Regions from separate parts of the Homo sapiens genome. Here region 2 is linked to region 1. Evidence: chromatin loops called from intact Hi-C (ENCODE). Cell type or tissue: GM12878. All regions are shown on one strand.

Region 1 (5,000 bases):
CAATCCTCCTGCCTCAGCCTCCCAAAGTGTTGGGATTATAGCTGTGAGCCACCATGCCTGGTCAAGGTGTTTTTTATTTGTCGTGTAATGTCATGTTCCCTAATGGCATGGGGAGACTCTTGGAGAAAGTGCAGACCCTCACAGGTAGCTGGGGGCCCCACCCTGTGACTTAGTGTGCACATGACCCACCAGCTGCCAGGTTTCCCTTTTCTCCAGCCACTGGCTGACACACTGTACCTTGGTCAGGGGAGCAGAGAAATACAGTCAGGCCTCTCTCCAGGCCCACTGCCCCAACCCATGGGTGATGAAGGACCTTCAAGTGCATTGCAACCTCTATGCCCAGATTCAGGGCTACACAAAAGGCTCAGCCCTACCGAGTCGCCCACCACATGCACTGGGGTAGCTGCCTCCATCCTCTCTGAAACTCGATCCCCCACTCTCTGTGTTTGCACTCGGCCCTCCACTGGGGGCTGAAGGCAGCAGCAGTCACTAGGAAGTGGGGAGACAGGGAGGCTGGTGAGTGCTACAAGCCAGGGGATGAGGAACTGGGCAACCACACACACATTTGGCGGAAGTGGTGGGACTGTGTATGAGCCAAGAATCCAAGCTCCTGGCACATGCTCCTTTGCCCCATTGGACTTCATTATAATAAGCACAAATTCCATGATAAAACTGTTAAGAATTTCAAGATGGTGACTGCAGGGTTTCCAACCCCAAATGTGGACCCTTCTGAATGGGGGTCCCTGTGTGACAGCACAGGTCACATGCCCTATCTGGTTCTCCTTTGTGAAATTATTAATAGCTGAAAAATTTGAACCCTTATATATTCTGTAGCAGTCTTTCCTTTTGAAGTAACACCTGTCTTCCTGTTGCCTGTCTCTCTCTCCTCCCCCATCCCCTGTCTAAAATTTTATAAACACTTTATAGAAACTACTCCTATTGTAAATGTCAATTAGAAGTCTTGGTGTTTGAGCCAGTTACACCTGGATATTTGTGTTGGAACCTCAGCTCTGCTGCGTCCCGTCATTGTGGCCTTGGGTGAGTTTCTTAACGTCCCTAGGCTGCAGATAGCTCATATGTAAAAATCTTTGAATAACCGTCTCACAGGCGTTCATGAGGGTTAAATAATCATGAAGCTCATTTGTAAAAATCTTTGAATAACCATCTCACAGGCGTTCATGAGGGTTAAATAATCATGTAAATCATTCAGTAAATGATATAGCATCTTTTGTCTCATTGGTTCCCATATTTTGATTTGCATTTAAGATTACCTGAGAGTTAAAATGTAGAGTGTTACGTCATGTTTCTATAGATTCTCCTCAACTGTATTGGAATGGGACCAAAAATTCTACAATTACGGATTGTCAGACCCATTCAAATGAACAGAATGATTATTTCTCTTTAGTGAATATTTTTGAGCTCGTGTTTCTTAACTGGTTATGTTGTTTCTTAACTGGTTATATTCAGAATTATCTGGGTAAATATGCTTTTAACTTTTGGGGATTCTCCTACCATATTATTTGTACATACCTATGATACTAACTACCTCACTTTTCTAATCAAATCAGTGCTTAAGCCATGGGGGTGAGAATATATGTCAGGTATAAAGCCAGGTTTTATGATCCAGGGAAATAATAAAATTAACTTTTGGTATGTTAGAGTAAATTTTAAAGTGATAGGCAGATTTCCTACAATTTGTTTTTCCTAATTCTCCTCAATAATCTATTTCCTTTCATTTTTATTTTATACTTTCCTTCTTTGCCTCCCAGTACTGGTTAAGATTAATGTTATTAATATTAACCTAGGTGTTTGTAATATATAAATGTTTATGTGAGTCTCCATTATTCATTTCTTTGCCTGGAAATCTTTCAAAAAAACTTACGGAGAATAATAAGGAAAGAACAATAAGAAACCCCCACCCTACATACAGAGTATACACACACACACACACACACACACACACACACACACACACACTACACACACAAACACAGAGAAAGAAAAAATGAAAGAAAATCTCACAAATGTCTTATTTGGCAAATTAGGAGATGCATATCTCTAGATTTCAAAACATATAAAGGCTACCTAGATTGGGCAGAAACCAAGTATGAGGAAGTGAAAAGCATGAAGTGTGTCTGGAGGGCCGTGTGGGGGTGGGTGTCAGGAAAGCCAGCACAAAAGCACTTCTCAAGAGTTGAGGAGACAAAAGAACCACCCACTGTTTGCAACAATAGGTGCAGGAACAGGTGAGCCAGGCTGGCAAGAGTGGAGGAGGGACACATAAAGCCACGTGGAGGGTATGTTTTCAGGAGTCCATCTCCCTTCATGGCAGCCAGACTGGAAGAGCATCCTTCCTGCTCCCCACACTGGAAGTAGCAGGTCAAGAAAATTCAACTAATTCAAAGATGATTAATAAAGAAGCAACTCACACAATATCAAAGACAATAAAAAGAAAGTATAGCAACTCCTGTTAACAAAATTTTCACTAGAATAATGAGGCTAAAGAGGCAAATGAAAACTGTGATTAAATATTTTACCATAAATTTAAAAAAATGAAGCAGTAACTCTGTGAAGGAAGATCACAGAGGAAATATAAGAACTAAAGAAAGAAATGGTTGGTCAACAAGAGGAGGTGGAATGTGAGCTGGTAGAGTTCAGAGAAAAGTACCAAATCCATCACAGAAAAAAAGACAAAATTGGGAAGAAGGCAGGAAACACTAGTCACTGCAGAAAACTCAGCAAAGAATATGGAAGATAGAAAGAATAAAACTGAATTAAATGAAAGAAACCAAAAAGAGCTACAAAATGGATATATAGGCCAAGCAGATCCAGCATCTCTGTAATAGGAATCCCTTAAGGAAAAGCAAAATAAAACAATGAATTAAAACAACTTCTGAGATATAATTCAAGATTTTTTCCTAAGATAAATGGAGGTTTATTTTAATATGTTAATAAAAATATAGTGAAAATGGGCCCAGAAAGTTCAACACTAAAACTTAACATTGTTAAAGTTGCTGGACTTGATAAGTAAAGAAATACTTCACTGAGCAGCTGGGCAAAAAATCAGATCTCTTTTTTTAGGGAAAATGTTATGTGATTGTAGGCCTTTCTATAATAACATTTTCAATATTCCCAAGGAAAATGTGAACTAAGAATTTTATATCTAGCCAAATTGTTTTTACTCTGTAAAGGTTATAGACATCATGTTAGACATCTTTGAACATGAAAAAATTTAGGGATATTATTCCATGAGTCTTTCTTGAGGAGACTCTATTAAATCATTAATTTTAGCTGACCAAGAGATCACTTGGAATGTTTGTAAGTTTTGAATATATTTAAACTGTAGTACTAAGAAAGAAATCTAAGGAATGGTGACAGACAGAATGTTAATGTTCTAGGTTCTCACAGTGTAGAAATGATACAGCAATAACTGAGTAGAAGGGGAAGAAGGTGGGAGGCAGAATCAGTTCACTGATTGCATGATCTCTAAGAGGGGAGTCAAAGCATATCAGTGAAAGCTGGCAAATCATTACAAGTATACGCATATTTAATAGTACCAGAGTAAATGCTAAGAAAGATAATATTATTGACTATTGTAGTATTGGGTGGTGGAGGAGAAGGAAATAAGGCTACTTTAATAAGGTGGAGGAAATAAGGCTACTTTAAATATTGCTCATTTGAATTATTAGAGATGGAAAAGAAAGAGTCATATGGATAACCACTAGAACAAAAATTACTCCCAAAAGGAAAAAAAAAATGTAGTGAAATGTTTTTTAAAATCATCAAAATGGAAAGTAGAACATAATTAGAAAGAATAAACTTATAATCATATTAATACACATAAATGGACTTAATTCATCTAATAAAAACTAATTCAGGCTTTGGTTATTGGTATGGGTCGAATTATTTTCTTCCCCAAAATGTATACATTGAAGTCTTGATCCCTAGTACCTCAGAATGTAACCTTATTTGGAGATAGGATCTTTACAAAGGTAAATTAGTCAAAATGGGATTATTATGGTGGGTCCTAATCCAATATGCCGGGTGTCCATATACAAACGGGACAATTGGACACAGAGATAGGCATGAGGGAAGATGCTGTGAAGAAACACAGGGAAAAGACAGCCATCTGCAAGCCAAGGAGAGAGGCCTGGTACAGATTTTTACCTCACATCCTTCAGAAGGAGCAAACCATTCAACACCTTCATCTGGGACTTAACAGCCTCCAGAACCATGAGACTATACACTTCTGTTGTTCAGGGAACTTTGTTACAGCAGCCATAGAAAAACAATGCAGTCATGAAAAAAGTATGTGAGGAGCACCTTAAGACAAAGTAGTAATAAATGTTGAAAATAAGAGCATAGGTGAAGGTATACAGGCACGTATAAATAACAAAGTAGGATTTCTAAAAGCATTAAATGAAAGGAAGAATTGACTTTTTATTGTCAGAGGATACAATTCATGATGAAGATAAAATAGTTATGAATCATATATGTATTAAATATTAGTGTGTCTGTATATTCATAAAAAGGAATTGAAGAAAAAATGGAAACACAATAGAAAGAAATTCTGATTTACCTCTGAGGCGTGATAGAGTCAGTGAGAAAATATAAAATAGAATATAGAAATTCTAAGGAGCATAATTAGGAAGATCTAAGGGGGTACATTTATAATCCTATATTCTGAATGTAGAGACTGTACTTTCTTTTCAAGTAGCTATTAAATACTTACAAAAATTGATGCTGTATTATGTTAAAAAACTATAATTTTTAAAAATTAGGCACGATTTAATACCAGAAATTAGAAAACAGAAAAATCAGAAAACAAAACCTCTTCCTCCTGAAAATTTATAAATACTGTCTTATTAACTCTTGGGTAAAATTGAAATTTCAGAATATTTAGAAAACATTGGTAATGAAAGTACTACCTTTATGTGCTATGCTGCAAAAGTGCTCATTGAAAACTCATACAGATATGAAAAAAATAGCCATTTGGTTAA
Region 2 (5,000 bases), 62 kb before region 1:
AACTGTTGCATTATATTGTCTTAGATGGTAAGTTCATAAAGTGAAGGGATATGTTGATATATTTTATAAATTGTTGATGAACACAGCTTAATACTCTGGTAATGTTTTTCTGAGTAAAGAAGGAATAGCCACTATGTATAAATATGTTAGCATAGAGGAATGAAAAATTGGGAAAAACAAGAATAGGATTTTGGATGAAATTAATATAGCCAATCTATATATTAATGTATTAATAGATTTATTTTGATTATTATATGACGTAGTTTCTTCATCCTTTACTTTTAATCTGTGTAGGACTTGTATTTAAAATGGGTTTCTTGTAGGCAGCATATAGTTGGTTCTTGTAATTTTGAAAAATCTTTTTTCATGGGTGTGTTTAGATCATTTTTGTTTAATATAGTTAGTGACATGATTGGATTTAGACACACCATTTTGTTATTTGTTTTCCGTGTATTCCCTCAGTTATTTGTTTCTTCCCCCTTTTTCTGTCTTTTGGGTTATTTGAATCTTTTTAGCATTCCCTCTTAATATTCCATATTAGCTATTTTGCTATCTTTAAAAAAATTTTTTTTTGGTGAATGCTCTGGGAGTTATAATATAATACACCAAAACTTTCACACTCTACTCAAGAGTTAATGTTATATTCTTTAAGTAAAATGTAGACTCTTTATGATAGAGTTTCCTTTATCCTTCCCCACTTACCTGTAGGTTATAATCATGATGTATATTACATCTACATACATTGAAACCCCACCAGTGTTACACATTTTGCTTTCAGCAATCATATAAATTTTAAAGAACTTAAGGGAAAGTAGTCTTCTATATTTACCGAGATATTTATTATTTCTGTTTTTTGTGAAGATTCCAATTTCTTTCTGAGGTTATTTCCCTTAAGCCTGAAGCACGCTCCTTAGCTTTTTGTAGAGCAAGTCTGCTGAAAATGAATACTTTTAATTTTCCTCCATCTAAAAATACCATTATTTAGCTTTCTTTCCTGAAGGATGTTATTGATGGATATGGAATTTTAGGTTGGTGGATTTTTTTCCTTCAGCATTTTAAAGATGTTTTTCTATTGATTTCTTGCCTGCTTGGTTTATGATGTGAAGTTTTCAGTAATTCAAACCATTCTTCCTCTGTAATAATGTGTAACTTTAGCCATTGTGAATACTTTATTTTTGCTTTTAAGCAGTTGACTAAGTGTGACTATTTTTGAGCTTATTCTGTTTGGGGTTTGTGAACTTCTTGCATTTGTAAATTTGTGTCTTTTAATGAGTGGGAAGTTTTGGGCTATTATTTCTTCAAATAGTTTCTCCACCAATTTTTTTTTTTTTTTTTCTGGAAAACCAGTGACATGAATGCTAGAACTTTGTGATATTTTCCTGCAGGTCTTTGAGGCTCAGCTCATTTGTCTCAACAAATTTTTTTTTCTTTGTTCCTCATATTGGATCATTTCACTGACTCTTCAAGTTCACTTACTCTTTCTTCGGTTATATATATATTTTGACTTGAGCTATCCCATGAATTTATTTCAGATATTATATTTTTATTTCCACAATATGCACTTGTTTTTCTAGTTTTAATTTTTCTGTTGAGAACTTCTGTCTTTCCATTCATTCCATATCACCATGGAGGATATTTATAATATTTGTCCTTTGGGTTTCTCAGAGTTGGAATCTGATTGCTTTTTTCCCTAAGAACTGATCATATTTTCCTAGTTCTTCGTATGTGGAATGATGTTGGATTGTATCCTGGACATTGTGTATGTTATGTGGTATAGATTCTGGGTCCTGTTCTAATCTTCTAAATAATGTTGATCTTTTAAAATTTCTTTTAGCAGGCAATAAACCCAGCTAGATTCAGGTTATATTTCTGTCTCACCTTCTTGTGGCAAGTGGTACTAATCTCAGTTCAGGTTTCAAAGCCTTTGTGATGCAACTCTGGGTCTGTCCCGTGTGTGCCTCTCAGGGGCAGTGGTTTCTAGACTTAGTTCAGTTCTTATAGCTGTTGCTATACTGTTCTAGATCTGTGTCATGCATGCACAGCTTAGGGTGAAGCCAGGAATTGTGCTGATTCATGTTCAGAATTAGGGGATTCGCTTCTCCATTTTCTTTCTCTCCGTGATTCCCCCATCCTCTTTGGCCTGTGAGGGCTCCTTTTCCAGGTTCCTGTGGTCATAAAGACTGGGTTTCCTGGAGTATGAGTGGCTCAGGCTGCTGTCCTGCTGCTCTGCTGTATAGTGGGGCTCTGTGACTGGGTCCTGCTCCAGGACATAGCTGCCAGAATAAAAGAAAAAACAAAACCAAACAAAACAAAACTGGAAACTCATCTCCTTGTAGATCATTTCTTTACATTTGACTCCTCCAGAATTCACCTTGTTAACATTTCAGTCCTCAGTTGTTGCTCTTTGTATTATTTTGGTAGCTGTTGAGTATCGAGCACATGCTTCTGCTAAGTTTACAGGATATGACTTTTCTCACTCAGGTCACAACCCATACTTCCCTTTGTTGCTCATCTCTGTCCCAGGCACTCAGCTCTTTTTGTGGCCAGAGCTTTTAGTTTTAAAAAGCGAGAGAGAGAGAGAGGCTCTACTGGGCTTACTATCAGAGAGGAACTGGGGCTCCCTGCTTTTCTTTTGTTTCTGCTTTACAAAGTACGTCTATACCTCAAAGGAGAGAATATATGATGATAGTGTGTATAATGTCAACAGACCTTCCCCGCAGAGTTTGCAAAGAAGATCCATATTTTGCTACCAAGTGACACTTTGACATCGGGCTAACTTAAAACAGCAATTTTCTTCTTTTCACTGTTTTGTGAGATGTACTTTGTATTCATACTTTGGGGAGGCAGGTAACATTTTCTGAGGGGAAAAACGAAAGTCCCAAAAGAACTGGGAAGCCTAGAAGCAAGGAGTGCCAAAGAGGTGAGGGAAGAGCCTCATTGTCTGCAGGCAGTTGACAGTCACGCTGAGGATGGAGTCTGTGACCTGGCTCCAGCAAACTGCCATTGTCAGCTTCTCTTTCCAAATGACTGTTTGAAAGAAAACAGGGTTACCACATCTGCAAAAGAAGAATATGAGGAAGGAAAGAGGATTAGGTTAAAAATACTTAAAACTAAGGAGTGCTTCTTCCTTTGTTCATATAGGGCTTTGCGCCCATGTTTGGCTGTTTTTCATTAAAAGCAGTCTTAGTTTTTACTTTGAACTTAATCATTTCCAAGTGACAGTCTTGGCTTCTTTATATTTGACTTTATATTTAGGAGTCAGCAAAACAACTGTAATCCTGCCACTTATCATATTAGTATATTTTCTGTGCTATTTGTTCTTTTCTAATCTTTGTTTTTTTTTCAATAATGAAAGTGATAAATGCTTATTGTAAATACTTTAAACAATAGGAAAGTAGACACAGTAAGAAAGTAGAAACTGACTCCTTAGGGTTAACTATGGAACTATGGTTAATAGTGTTCAAGTTTTCTAGCTTCTCTTTTTTTTAAAAATTATACTTTAAGCTCTGGGATACATGTGCAGAACGTGTAGGTTTGTTACATAGGTATACACGTGCCATGGTGGTTTGCTGCACCCATCAACTCATTAGGTATTTCTCCTAATGCTATCGCCTCCCCTAGCCCCTCACCCCCCAACAGGCCCAGTGTGTGTTTCCCTCCCTGTGTCCATGTGTTCTCATTGTTCAGCTGCCACTTACGAGTGAGAACATGTGGTGTTTGGTTTTCTGTTCCTGTGTTAGTTTGCTGACAATAATGGTTTCCAGCTTCATCCATGTCCCTACAAAGGACATGAACTTATCCTTTTTTATGGCTGCATAGTATTCCATGGTGTATATGTGCCACATTTTCTTTATCCAGTCTATCATTGATGGGCATTTGGGTTGGTTCCAAGTCTTTGCTATTGTGAACAGTGCCGCAGTAAACATACGTGTGCATGTGTCTTGACAGTAGAATGATTTATAATCCTTTGGGTATATACCCAGTAATGGGATTGCTGGGTCAAATGGTATTTCTAGTTCTAGATCCTTGAGGAATTGCCACACTGTCTTCCACAATGGCTGAACTAATTTACATTCCCACCAACAGCGTAAAAGCATTCCTATTCGTCCACATCCTCTCCAGCATCTGTCGTTTCCTGACTTTTTAATGATCACCATTCTAACTGGTGTGAGATGGTATCTCATTGTGGTTTTGATTTGCATTTCTCTAATGACTAGTGATGATGAGCTCTTTTTCATGTTTGTTGGCCACATAAATGTCTTCTTTTGAGAAGTGTCTGTTCATATCCTTTGCCCACTTTTTGATGGGGTTGTTTTTTTCTTGTAAATTTGTGTAAGTTTTTTGTAGATTCTGGATATTAGCCCTTTGTCAGCTGGATAGATTGCAAAAATTTTCTCCCATTCTGTAGGTTGCCTGTTTACTCTGATGATAGTTTATTTTGCAGTGCAGAAGCTCTTCAGTTTAATTAGATCCCATTTGTCGATTTTGGCTTTTGTTGCCATTGCTTTTGGTGTTTTAGTCATGAAGTCTTTGGCCATGCCTATGTCCTGAATGGTATTGCTTAGGCTTTCTTCTAAGATTTTTATGATTTTAGGTCTTACGTTTAAGTTTTCTAGTTTCTTTTATTGGGAGAGGAATATGTAGTTAAAATTATTTTGTATTAAAAAGTTTGTCCTGTCACAGTAACTTTATAGCTTAAGCATTTTCACCATTTTTATACATAATGACTCTAAATGTAATTTTGTTTTAATTTTTAAATTATGTATAGGAAACAATTGAGTGGTATACAATGAGTGTTAAAATTTCCTCTTAATCTTCTTCTTTTTACTTCTCAATGGGATCCATTAGTACTATTACTTGTTTTTAGAATGTATACTTCTGTCATTCTTTGCTCTTTCTCTGAATATGTGAAGATTATTAGAATATAAATTTTTCTCCATTTGTTACAAACTCCTTGCAAACATAATTTTTTATGCTAAATTTCTGTTCTTTTGAAACTG

The links. Hi-C counts contacts between places; a loop is a spot of excess contacts. Peaks named below come from ENCODE experiments on the same cell type or tissue, not always from the same donor. Only the 100,000 strongest peaks of a DNase experiment are listed, where the experiment ranks them.
Region 2: it touches region 1 in a loop (2.0-fold over the local background); 3 of 110 quality-filtered maps call a loop at or near these places.

What each region holds. Positions count from the first base shown.
Region 1 is chr2:168,550,415-168,555,414 of GRCh38, forward strand. The region is part of intron 2 of CERS6 (ceramide synthase 6); the gene reads left to right. Among named protein-coding and RNA genes, the nearest start is that of MIR4774, 30 kb to the right of the region's middle. RefSeq lists enhancers at 1-331, 332-902. In GM12878, no CTCF peak of the experiment used is centred here; a DNase peak (open chromatin) is centred at 2,157; H3K27ac peaks cover 700 bases.
Region 2 is chr2:168,488,154-168,493,153 of GRCh38, forward strand. All of the region lies in intron 1 of CERS6 (ceramide synthase 6), which reads left to right. Among named protein-coding and RNA genes, the nearest start is that of CERS6, 34 kb to the left of the region's middle. RefSeq lists an enhancer at 2,033-2,422. In GM12878, no CTCF peak of the experiment used is centred here; DNase peaks (open chromatin) are centred at 2,048, 2,498 and 3,002; H3K4me3 peaks cover 2,252 bases; H3K27ac peaks cover 3,413 bases.